Linked DNA regions of Homo sapiens: region 1 is linked to region 2. A link is a loop called in an ENCODE intact Hi-C map of the cell type or tissue named here. Cell type or tissue: Calu3. All regions are shown on one strand. Links, peaks and the distances in the headings refer to the core of each region. The heading gives the core; the rest is flanking DNA. Region 1 overlaps RAD51B (RAD51 paralog B). Region 2 holds the start of LOC105370546 (a long non-coding RNA gene).

Region 1 (5,389 bases), core at 224-5,223, 76 kb before region 2:
GGGATGCAGGGAGGGCATGTGGGCTTGAGTATATTTAAATGCTGATAAGGAGTCAAGGATAGAGGTTGATACGAGAGTGGAGAAAATGGGGCAACTTGAGATGGGATGAATCCAAAGCACAGGGAGAATTAATCTTAGGATGGATACCCTCCAAAGTCAAGGGATGTTATTGGTGATGAGAAAGGCATATTCTGTTAGGATTAATTTCTAATATTGGGGGCTTCTTGAGGGAATAATACTTCTGGGGTTTCCTGAAAGTTCAGAATGGCAGGCATTAAAAGATGCCTGGGGCCAGGCGCGGTGGCTCATGACTGTCATCCCAGCACTTTGGGAGGCCAAGGTGGGTGGATCACCTGAGGTCAGGAGTTCGAGACCAGCCTGACCAACATGATGAAACCTCATCTCTACTAAAAATACAAAATTAGCTGGGTGTGGTGGTGCATGCCTGTAATCTCAGCTACTCGGGAGGCTGAGGCAGGAGAACCACTGGAACCCAGGTGGTGGAGGTTGCAGTGAGCCAAGATTGCACCATTGCACTCCAACCTGGGCAACAAGAGTGAAACGCCATCTCAAAAAAAAAAAAAAGAGAGAGAGAGATGCCTGTGACAGCCCATACTATTTCTGATTCCCTAGGGTCCACTGATCCCCAGAGATTCCATTAATTTGATAATGCTCTTTATTTTGGGTAGCTGGCATATACCAGAATTGGACCCTGAACCTATGGATTAAGTTTGGGTTTGGGGCCTAATTCTAGTCTAATAATCAGAGTAGCAGGGTGTTCTGAGACCCTCTGGAGACTTTTCCCATTGTCAAAGTACCTCTAGCCAGTCTACCTTAATTAGCAAAGATATCATTCCCATTATGATTCATCATGATTGACTGGTCTATATGATGGATTACTGATTGTAGAAAACTCTGGATTATTATAGTATTATGCTTAGAAAACCATTCTGTTCAAATGTTAAAGGGTTGACAACAGCTCACTTTCTTCTGTGGTTTAACGGAAAGAAAGTTCGCTGTGGAACCAGAAAAAAAATCTGGCTCCATCGGTGATTGAGCTATGGGGCCTTGAACATCCTGTGAGGATGTTACAGAGTCATTTACTCTCTGTAACATTACCTGGTAATGCCTAATGTGCATCATGGTTAGAATTGAAGGTCATGTATATGTACCATTACATTGTTGATATTAAATAAATAAGAACTGATAGTATTTTTATTGACTTAAAATAATTATTTTATTGACTTAAAAATAATATTTTTAAATATTTAATTATATAATTATTATATATATAATTATATAATATATTATTTATATAATTATATAATATATTATTTATATAATTATATAATATATTATATATAATTATATAATTTATTATTATATATAATTATATAATTTATTATTATATATAATTATATAATATATTATTATATATAATTATATAATATATTATTATATATAATTATATAATTATTTAAATAAAAATAATAACTATTATTTACTACTCTAGGGCCCTAAGTGAGCACTTATTGTTAGAATTTATTGTTAGAATTCCAGATCAAAATCAAGGATCTCATTTCTCCATGAATCTAAGAGCTATTATTGGTGATGTCTTTGGTATAAGTTTTTGTAAGGACAAAGGTTTTGTTACAGTCCTGGCCCTACTAAAACGTCTTTTATTGACCTGCATGCTATCATAGTAAATAGAGAGAAAAGAGATAAAATTCTAGACTTTTTAAGGTATATGGAAATAAATCAAATTTACTTACTTACTTTTTTACCGTGACCAATTTGGATCGCTGTCATTTTCCATGAATGTGTCTCAGGTTTTTGTTTTTTTAATAGAGAGAGTTAGCTGTTTCAACCTCTCTTTCTTTCGTCTAATAACTCCTCATTTTTTTCTCCCTCTTTTTTCATCTTCTTCCTTTCTTTCAGATTATTGGAAACTTTCTCATGTTGCAGCATTTGCTGCTATCAATTATGCCAGAAAAGCTTTCTGTGTACTAGCAGTGTTATGGGATCGTGTGTGTGTGTGTGTGTGCGCGTGTGTGTGAGACAGAGAGAGAGAGAGAGACAGAGAGAGAGAGGTGGGGGGGAGATTGAGATGGAAAGAGTGGCGGGGGATGAAGGAAGTGGGGGAGAGAAATAAATGGTGTCTGGGGTAATTGTGCTGGTGTTTTTTCCTGCATGAGAGAAGCTTCAGATGTCTGTCTGGCTTTGGCTCAGTTGCTGTATGGGCGTAACTGAAGAAGGAGGTTGGGGTAGAGGAGAAGGCAATTAAAACTTTGAACACCTTAAATGCCCTTCCTAATTAAGTGGTGAGGATGGAAAATGAAATACCTTCTTATGCTTCATTTCTGTTCTCCGTTTAAAAGTCTGTGGAGGGATCAGAGCTCATGTCCTTAGAAAGGACAGAACTTTCAAAATAACAACTCTGAAAAACAAGTTTAAAAAAAATTTCTCATCATTTTCTGCTTTTCATGAACTTTTAATATAAAGCCATCATTATTTTTTTTTCCTGGGCCCCCTTACCTATATCCTCTCCCCACTCTCATTAGTCACTCCAACTTTGAAGCACCCAATTCTCTGGAGTATTAATGGAGACAGTTCAAGTATCTAACTGCTGTTTCCTTTGTTCAAGTTGCTTTTGGTCCTTGCTGGGAAATGCTCTGAAAACTGAACCAGCTACTGAACACAAAGGCTGACGGTGTTGTCCCTCCTGGTAATGTACTGTGTGATTTGTTCCCCTCTCCTGTTCATGACTCATTAGTCTCTAAGTACAGAAAAGGTTGCTCCTCTGGAATAAAAGGAACGGACCCAGCTCGGAGTCCTTTTTCGCCTTTTCCTGTGTTTTATATGGGTGCACTCACAGTTCTCCATCTTCATTAGTGACCCAGCAGGGGGCTGGCACAGGGTTGAGACTAGCTTTTGCTGGTTCCCTGGGGTGTATCAGAGACCTCAGAACTCAATACCCTACTATAAAAATAAAATACTGTGCTTCAAACGACCTTTTGATGGAACAAAGCCATACATCCCAATCTGCCTGGGCCTCTCAAATTGAGACCATGCCAAGTGCCAGATTTGCATTTTGCACATGCCCTCCCACCATCCCCTTTCCCCCTTCCTCTAAATGTGGTTCTTTTGGTAGCCTCAGTGTCAGGTAAATGTTTATGTGTGTGTGAAAACGCAGACTTTGGCAAAAGACCTTTTGTATTTAAATTACACTTCAAGATAGTAGTTTCTTGTAAGAGATGTAGGCAGCAGATATTTGTGGGCTTTTATGCCCTAAATGATATCATTTTAGATTTATATATGTGGGCTTTTATGCCCTAAATTATATTATTTTAGATTTATATATGTGAGCTTTTATGCCCTAAATTATATTATTTTAGATTTATATATAAAGTTTAGGAAAGTAAGCGGAAACTAGAAGTGCTATAAAAAACTGAGTTACATATTAAAAATTCAAGTTATTTTTTCTGGTTTTCCAGAGTGGCCAAATTATTTTCTTATTTAAAACCTAGGCACCCTAGAGCCATGTGTGTGCATGTGAACTCTACTAAAGTGAGACACTGACATGAACATAGAGTCCATCAGACCTTTATATCAAGAGCTTGGAGTACTCAGAGCATCGTATCTCGTTAATCTTCCAGCATTGATGTGCTTTAGCTCTTGGGAACAGATTACTATACTTATTTTAAAGCAACAGGGCAAATAAAAATAGGGATCTTTTGGTATTGAATGACCAGCATAACTTTAGAAAATCCAACTCTCTTATCCTTCATTTTTACATCATAGTTACAGTAACAGGTTAAGATTAGCTTTTAACAGATTGTTCTAAATTTCTTTAGGTTTCAAAACATATTGCTATGACATTTAAGTAATACTTTTAAGACTGTATGAGACTTAGGGCCTTGGTTTGTAGAGAATATTCAGTTATTTAAGAAAAGTTCACTTTGATTCTATAGTAAAATAATGTACAGGTGCAAATGTGTGATGTTATTTTTGGTTTGTACTTCAGGTTTGCAAACATACCCTAATTTTTTACAGAAAGTATATGGTAGACTCTTTATTTTAAAAAATGTTCATAGTCTGGGTCTGTATGATTTTATTTATTTTATTTATTTATTTATTATTATTATTATTATTATACTTTAAGTTTTAGGGTACATGTGCACAACGTGCAGGTTTGTTACATATGTATACATGTGCCATGTTGGTGTGCTGCAACCATTAACTTGTCATTTAGCATTAGGTATATCTCCCAATGCTATCCCTCCCCCCTCCCCCCACCCCACAACAGTCCCCAGAGTGTGATGTTCCCCTTCCTGTGTCCATGTGTTCTCATTGTTCAATTCCCACCTATGAGTGAGAACATGCGGTGTTTGGTTTTTTGTCCTTGTGATAGTTTGCTGAGAATGATGGTTTCCAGCTTCATCCATGTCCCTACAAAGGACATGAACTCATCATTTTTTATGGCTGCATAGTATTCCATGGCGTATATGTGCCACATTTTCTTAATCCAGTCTATCATTGTTGGACATTTGGGTTGGTCCCAAGTCTTTGCTATTGTGAATAGTGCCGCAATAAACATACGTTTGCATGTGTCTTTATAGCAGCATGTTTTATAATCCTTTGGGTATATACCCAGTAATGGGATGGCTGGGTCAAATGGTATTTCTAGTTCTAGATCCCTGAGGAACCACCACACTGACTTCCACAATGGTTGAACTAGTTTACAGTCCCACCAACAGTGTAAAAGTGTTCCTTTTTCTCCATATCCTCTCCAGCACCTGTTGTTTCCTGACTTTTTAATGATCGCCATACTAACTGGTGTGAGATGGTATCTCATTGTGGTTTTGATTTGTATTTCTCTGATGGCCAATGATGATGAGCATTTTTTCATGTGTTTTTTGGCTCCATAAATGTCTTCTTTTGAGAAGTGTCTGTTCATATCCTTCACCCACTTTTTGATGGGGTTATTTTTTTCTTGTAAATTTGTTTGAGTTCATTGTAGATTGTGGATATTAGCCCTTTGTCAGATGAGTAGATTGCAAAAATTGTCTCCCATTCTGTGGGTTGCCTGTTCACTCTGATGGTAGTTTCTTTTGCTGTGCAGAAGCTCTTTAGTTTAATTAGATCCCATTTGTCAATTTTGGCTTTTGTGGCCATTGCTTTTGGTGTGTTAGACATGAAGTCCTTGCCCATGTCTGTGTCCTGAATGGTATTGCCTAGGTTTTCTTCTAGGGTTTTTATGGTTTTAGGTCTAACATGTAAGTCTTTAATCCATCTTGAATTAATTTTTGTATAAGGTGTAAGGAAGGGATCCAGTTTCAGCTTTCTACATATAGCTAGCCAGTTTTCCCAGCACCATTTATTAAATAGG
Region 2 (5,389 bases), core at 121-5,120:
AGGCAGAGGTTGCAGTGAGCCAAGATTGTGCCACTGCACTCCAGCCTGGATGACAGAGCGAGAATCCGTCTCAAAAAACAAAACAAAACAAAACAAACAAACAAACAAAACTGAGCCAAAGCATTTCTAAAACTTTGGATGATAATAAGGGATTTAATGTACTAAAAAGCATACAGAAATTTTCTTCCTGTAAGCATGTGCTTTGTGAAAGAATAATGAAAGCAGAAGAATGCGTTAAATGTATTATAGCTGCAGTTATTGGGTTTGACACTTCAGAGAAATCAACCTTCTTGTTAAATGACATGAAAATAGTTTATACTGTCTGACTCCTTGAGACTTGCAAGTCGTTTCTGAATTGTGCATATCTGAATGAATCCAGGGAAAGCTGTGCTTCTGTAGTCAAACCACAGATAATATTCTAGTAGAAGAGCTGAATGAGTAGAGTGATACTACAGATGGATTTCATATAAGAAATCTTTTACAATCCAGCAAGTCAAATTTATTGTTGGAGTCGGAAGATTTGAGGCTTAGCATTTTCTCGTTTTGCCAGTTTTATACAAATAATTCTTCTTGTTTTCCAAATTCTCATGACTGTATGCAGCATGGAATTACAAGTCCATTCCTTTCTCTGGTTCTTTTTAACCTTATCAGACCCAACCCAGATCAATGAACATTCCTCTGATTTCAACTGAATAATTCTGACTTGCTTTGATATCTCACATGGATGACTTTCTTCCCATCTCTCCTATCCCCCGATGGTCCTTCAGCTCATGCCTGTCGTGCCCATTTTTTTGGCCTCACTTCTTTACCTAATCTCAGGAATACTCATTGCTTTTTCTATTTCTTCTATTTTTCTTTGGCCTCTCTTTCCGCTCCCATATTAAATTTCCTCCTTGGCTATAACGCCTGCCTTCTTCTGTTTCCCAAGTCCTATTTACTGGCTCTGTATCCTTAGACTCACTTGTTTCTTAATTCATATCCTCATCTACTAAGGTGCCTAATGGCCACCCACCTAGCATATTTTAGTAAGGCATGTGTGTACAGACAGGTCACCTATTCATTGTTAATAGAATTCAATTTGCAGTTTCCCTGGAAATAAGGCAGTTTCTGATCTTCAAATCACCCAAGTTCTTACTCGTTAGAATGCAAGTTCCTTTGTCACATTAGGAAGGACAGTAATATTTATTTATGAAAAAGTTGAAAAAATACTGTAATAAATGGTGCTGGGTTAATTAATATATTATTAATATGGTCCTATTTTTCTTGAGAAGAAATGTTCTTGAAGATTTGAAATTTCTTATCTGTTTACAAACATTTTCCTGGTGCCATCAGCAGTTTATTCCTCTTTACTGCTTTGTGATAGGGCTTGGTATTCCCAATTTTACAGAGCAGAGATGACAGGTCACTTGACTAAACAAGTGACTTATTTAGAATTTCACAGGAAAGTAATTACAGAGCCCTTAAATTTCCTGTCTCTTACTTCTATGATATAAAACAATTTACTTTGCATTCCTTATTTATATAAATGCCTTAGAGCATTTCCTTTCCTTTAATAAAATCATGAAGACTATCACCTGGTAATGAAATTGTTAGGATGGAAGAGAAATGAACTAGGCACAGTGTACGTGAATTTGATTATTGCCTTTTCAACTGTCTAATAATGGGAGCTGTGGGCTCATAGGCTCTCCTTTTGAATTGTGAAAACTATACTTATTTTATACTACATTGGTGAAGTTCCCTGAAGTCCTTAAAAAACAAACAAGATTTAAAGTGCAAAATGTTATTGTTAAGTTAAAATGACCCTTGTGTGTTTGCAAAGCTCCGCGGGCTTTCTGGGGCTAGTGATCCCCTTGGTGAGCATTGTGGAGTGTGGTGGGAACCAGCCATGTTTTGGTGATTTCTTTTAGATTTCTAAAACTGTTTTTCTGTTGGGTTGAAGTGGGAAAACAGCTTTGGAACTGCTTTTGGTGTTGCTCTGAGTGTGTTTGGGAGTGCATTCCAATAGTTTGTGAGGGGATGTTAGCTGTTCAGGAAAAATAACCCTTACCAAAGGTAATGGTTCCCACTAGCATTTTCAGTAACATGTACCAGATGTGGGTAGTTAATTATTCTCAGATCTGATAAATACCTGCCAGCCAAGCCTAATTTTATTTTCAGTAAACAGTGGCCAAAGGTCCTAGCTGTTCATTTGATAGGATGGGCCTGTTTGCACTTATCTATTAATAAAAGCACAACACTCCTTTAGTTTTCCTTTCCCAGGGCCAGATAAAACATTTTAGACACTCACGTATTTGTCTTAGTAAATCAGACAAAGTAAACAAATCTGGTAGATTAACTTGGTAAATAGAGTGTGGTTAAGTGTTACCTTTGGAGTTGAACTCAGTGCCATATAAATAGCATTAATCGCATGGTATTTTCAATAATCTTTATGGAGTAAAACGGAGGGTTGTTTTTTTCTTTCAACCAACAGGGACTTAAGTATATTTCTTAAGTACTTTCAGATGTTCTTCTGTATGGAGATTTTAAAATCACTTTAAAATGAAATTTATTCTTTTGTCCCATTAGTAACTTGTTGGGAACTTTGTACTAGTTAACATTATGTTTAAAAACCTGGAAACCTCTATAGTTCATCTCAGAAGAAAAATAGGACTACATAGTGGCATGCAAGCTTTGCCAGACAGAGATAATGGCCATCTAGAGGTTACTGATTTGGGTGGAACAGTGAAAATGGGGCCGCTTTTATGGGGAAGACAGTGGCTGGTAGGCAGAAATTCACTTTATTCATATGCATTTTTTTTCCTCTTGGGTAAAGAGTTTTATTAGGGTCAGAAGTACTATTTATTTTTGTGAGGTAAATTCTTGTCTTGTGAGAACTGGCATGAAACAGACTCATTATTTCACACTAGCCAACAAAACAGTATTTTATCAAAGTAACTTCTAGTCAGTCCAAGACTGGACTGGATTTGTACTGGTAACCTGGTGGTGCAGGGCTCTAAGTCTCATGCCAGCTCTTGTCTCCCTCATTAAACTTCCTTTTTTAGTAATGATTAAAAACAACTCTCTTTACTACAATATATTTTCTCATTGGCTTTATACTCGAAGTTGCAAGTACTTTATAAAATTATTTTTAGTTTTGCATGCTGTATAATAATCCATCTAATTTGGTAAGCATAGTACATAAAAGAAATAGCTGAAAGGCTTTAGAGAAAGTTCCCTACTCATACCTCCCCCTTTACAATGATCTCGGCATTAATATCTTATGCTGTAAGAGGGTGGCCTGGCACAGTACCATGAATATTGTGCCCGATACCCAGTGGTAACCTACCAATGATTGTTATGAAAATGATGGTGATGATAGTATAGGGGAGAGAGTGTAAACCAAAAGTTGAGATCTGTATTCTGTTTTCAGCTTCATTTTAATGGCCTACTGGAAGACCAGGTACATTATTTCTGCTCTTTTTTTTTTTTTTTTTTAGTTTCTCCAGCTATACATGAAGAAAAAAGTCCTAGTCCACTAGCCAACCTGACAGGCATGTTGTGAAAACTAATGAAAGTATAAAGTTCTCATAGTCCGAAGCATAAAAGGTGCTGTAACCAATAGGTACAAAATACTAATTATTATTTTTACAGTTCAGCATAGTAAATCTTTGGAGTAAATTTTTTTCATTATATTTACTAGTCTTTCCTTTAAGAATTATTTGCCAAATTTAACTCTTTTTCTCTTTTAATTAGACCCAGAGTATAGTAAAAAAATTGATGGTTTGGCTTTCAGAAAGAGTTATTTTGTTATCTGTACCAAATTTTCAATTAAATATTTTTAGCTGTGAATCAAGTTTCATCTTCAAAAGTGTCTTCAATTTTAAATAATTTGAGAATACTTACCTGGTTAGTAGGCTAAACTAACGTAGTAGGGAAGAGAGTGTAAGAAAAGTGCTGTTGAATTCATCATTCCCATTAGCACCAGTCTGCGGATTCCCAAACATGTATTTCTAGGCTCAGATATTTTTCCTGATCCCCAGACTTATTAATCCAGGAACTAGTCAACTTCTTTACCTGGATGCCCTGTAATGATTTGTAGCACAACATACATAAAACTTAATATTCTGTTCCTGAATTTGCTCTCTCTGTGAATGGAATATCTATCCACCCCATCTCTCAAGCTGAAAAACCCTCACCCCATTTCCTCAACATCTGTAGATTTAACTGTCTTAATACTTTATGCCCCTTATCTCCATCCCACAATTACTACCTTAATTCGGCTTTTGCTCTTCTGTCACCGGGCAGCTGCAATTGTCTTCCTGCCACCAGTCTGGTCTCATTACAGTCTACTCTCGATACCATTTCCAGATTAACCTTTACAAAATGCAAATCATAGAATATTACTGTCTCATTTTAAAAATATTTAGTGGTTTCTTGTGTGCTATAAGACAAAGTTTACACTCTTTATATTGGTTATTGAAATCTTAATAATCTTTACCTTGTTTCTAGTCTTGAATCCTCTTATGACCTCTGTTCTAGTCACACTGAAAGTTTGTGGGTTCCAAAACATGCCATGTTGTTGGACATTCTACATTCTCTCCACCCACTTCTTTAATTGCCAACACTGTTTTATATTTTAAAACCTAATTCCAGTGTGAAGTCTTTTGTAACTCCCTCCTTGTATCCCATCATACCCTGTATATACTTCTTACATAGTTCCTATAAAACCTATAGCACGTATTTTGTGTATATCCTTCCCTTCCTGCTTTATTGTATGAGAGATTATGTCTTGTTTATTTTTGCCTTTCAACGTCCAGCTCAGTGGTTGGTACAGAGGTAGCACTTGGTAGATTGATTAGATAGTGGGTGGAGTAAAATTCTATGACCATATTTTCCTCCTCAAGTTCTACTCCCTTTTCAGTGTTGCATGGAAATGGCTTTTTAAAGTACTCAGATTAAGATTTGATGGGTAGACGAGGTCTTTACTTAATTGGTATGATTGATGGGACAACAGGAATACTCCTGTAACCACTATACCTACCCAAAGATTTCATAGACAGTCTGACATTTCCCCATGAAAAGTCATTTATTAGAGTTCTGATATTCTACTTATTATACTCCCTGCCCTCTTTAGCACTTTATAGGTACAAAGTCCTCCCATAAACATTATCTTATTTAATTTTTAAAACAAGCTTATGAGATGGATTTTATTGTATATACTTTAACTTTATCTCTAAAGCATATACAATATAATTTGCACCCTTAGGCAGATCTGTGAATTGCTTTGAAGAATAACTCGCTATTCTTTTTCGTGATTTGGACTACTCTGATAGTGACACTGTTTTGCTAAGCTGTGAGAGTTTGGAAGTGTCTCCCATAATTTTGACACTAGATTTTATTGGGTACAGCA

Evidence for each region. A loop is a pair of places that touch in the nucleus more often than their neighbours do. Peaks named below come from ENCODE experiments on the same cell type or tissue, not always from the same donor. Only the 100,000 strongest peaks of a DNase experiment are listed, where the experiment ranks them.
Region 1: it touches region 2 in a loop (5-fold over the local background); 1 of 110 quality-filtered maps calls a loop at or near these places.

The regions. Positions count from the first base shown.
Region 1 is chr14:68,086,565-68,091,953 of GRCh38, forward strand. The region is part of intron 7 of RAD51B (RAD51 paralog B); the gene reads left to right. Among named protein-coding and RNA genes, the nearest start is that of RAD51B, 270 kb to the left of the region's middle. RefSeq lists an enhancer at 1-244. In Calu3, for the core only: no CTCF peak of the experiment used is centred there; a DNase peak (open chromatin) is centred at 2,817.
Region 2 is chr14:68,162,713-68,168,101 of GRCh38, forward strand. All of the region lies in intron 7 of RAD51B (RAD51 paralog B), which reads left to right. It overlaps LOC105370546 (a long non-coding RNA gene), which reads right to left and starts at 4,525. Exons shown (of 4, transcript XR_943976.3): 1 at 4,478-4,525; 2 at 4,250-4,353. In Calu3, for the core only: no CTCF peak of the experiment used is centred there; a DNase peak (open chromatin) is centred at 2,159.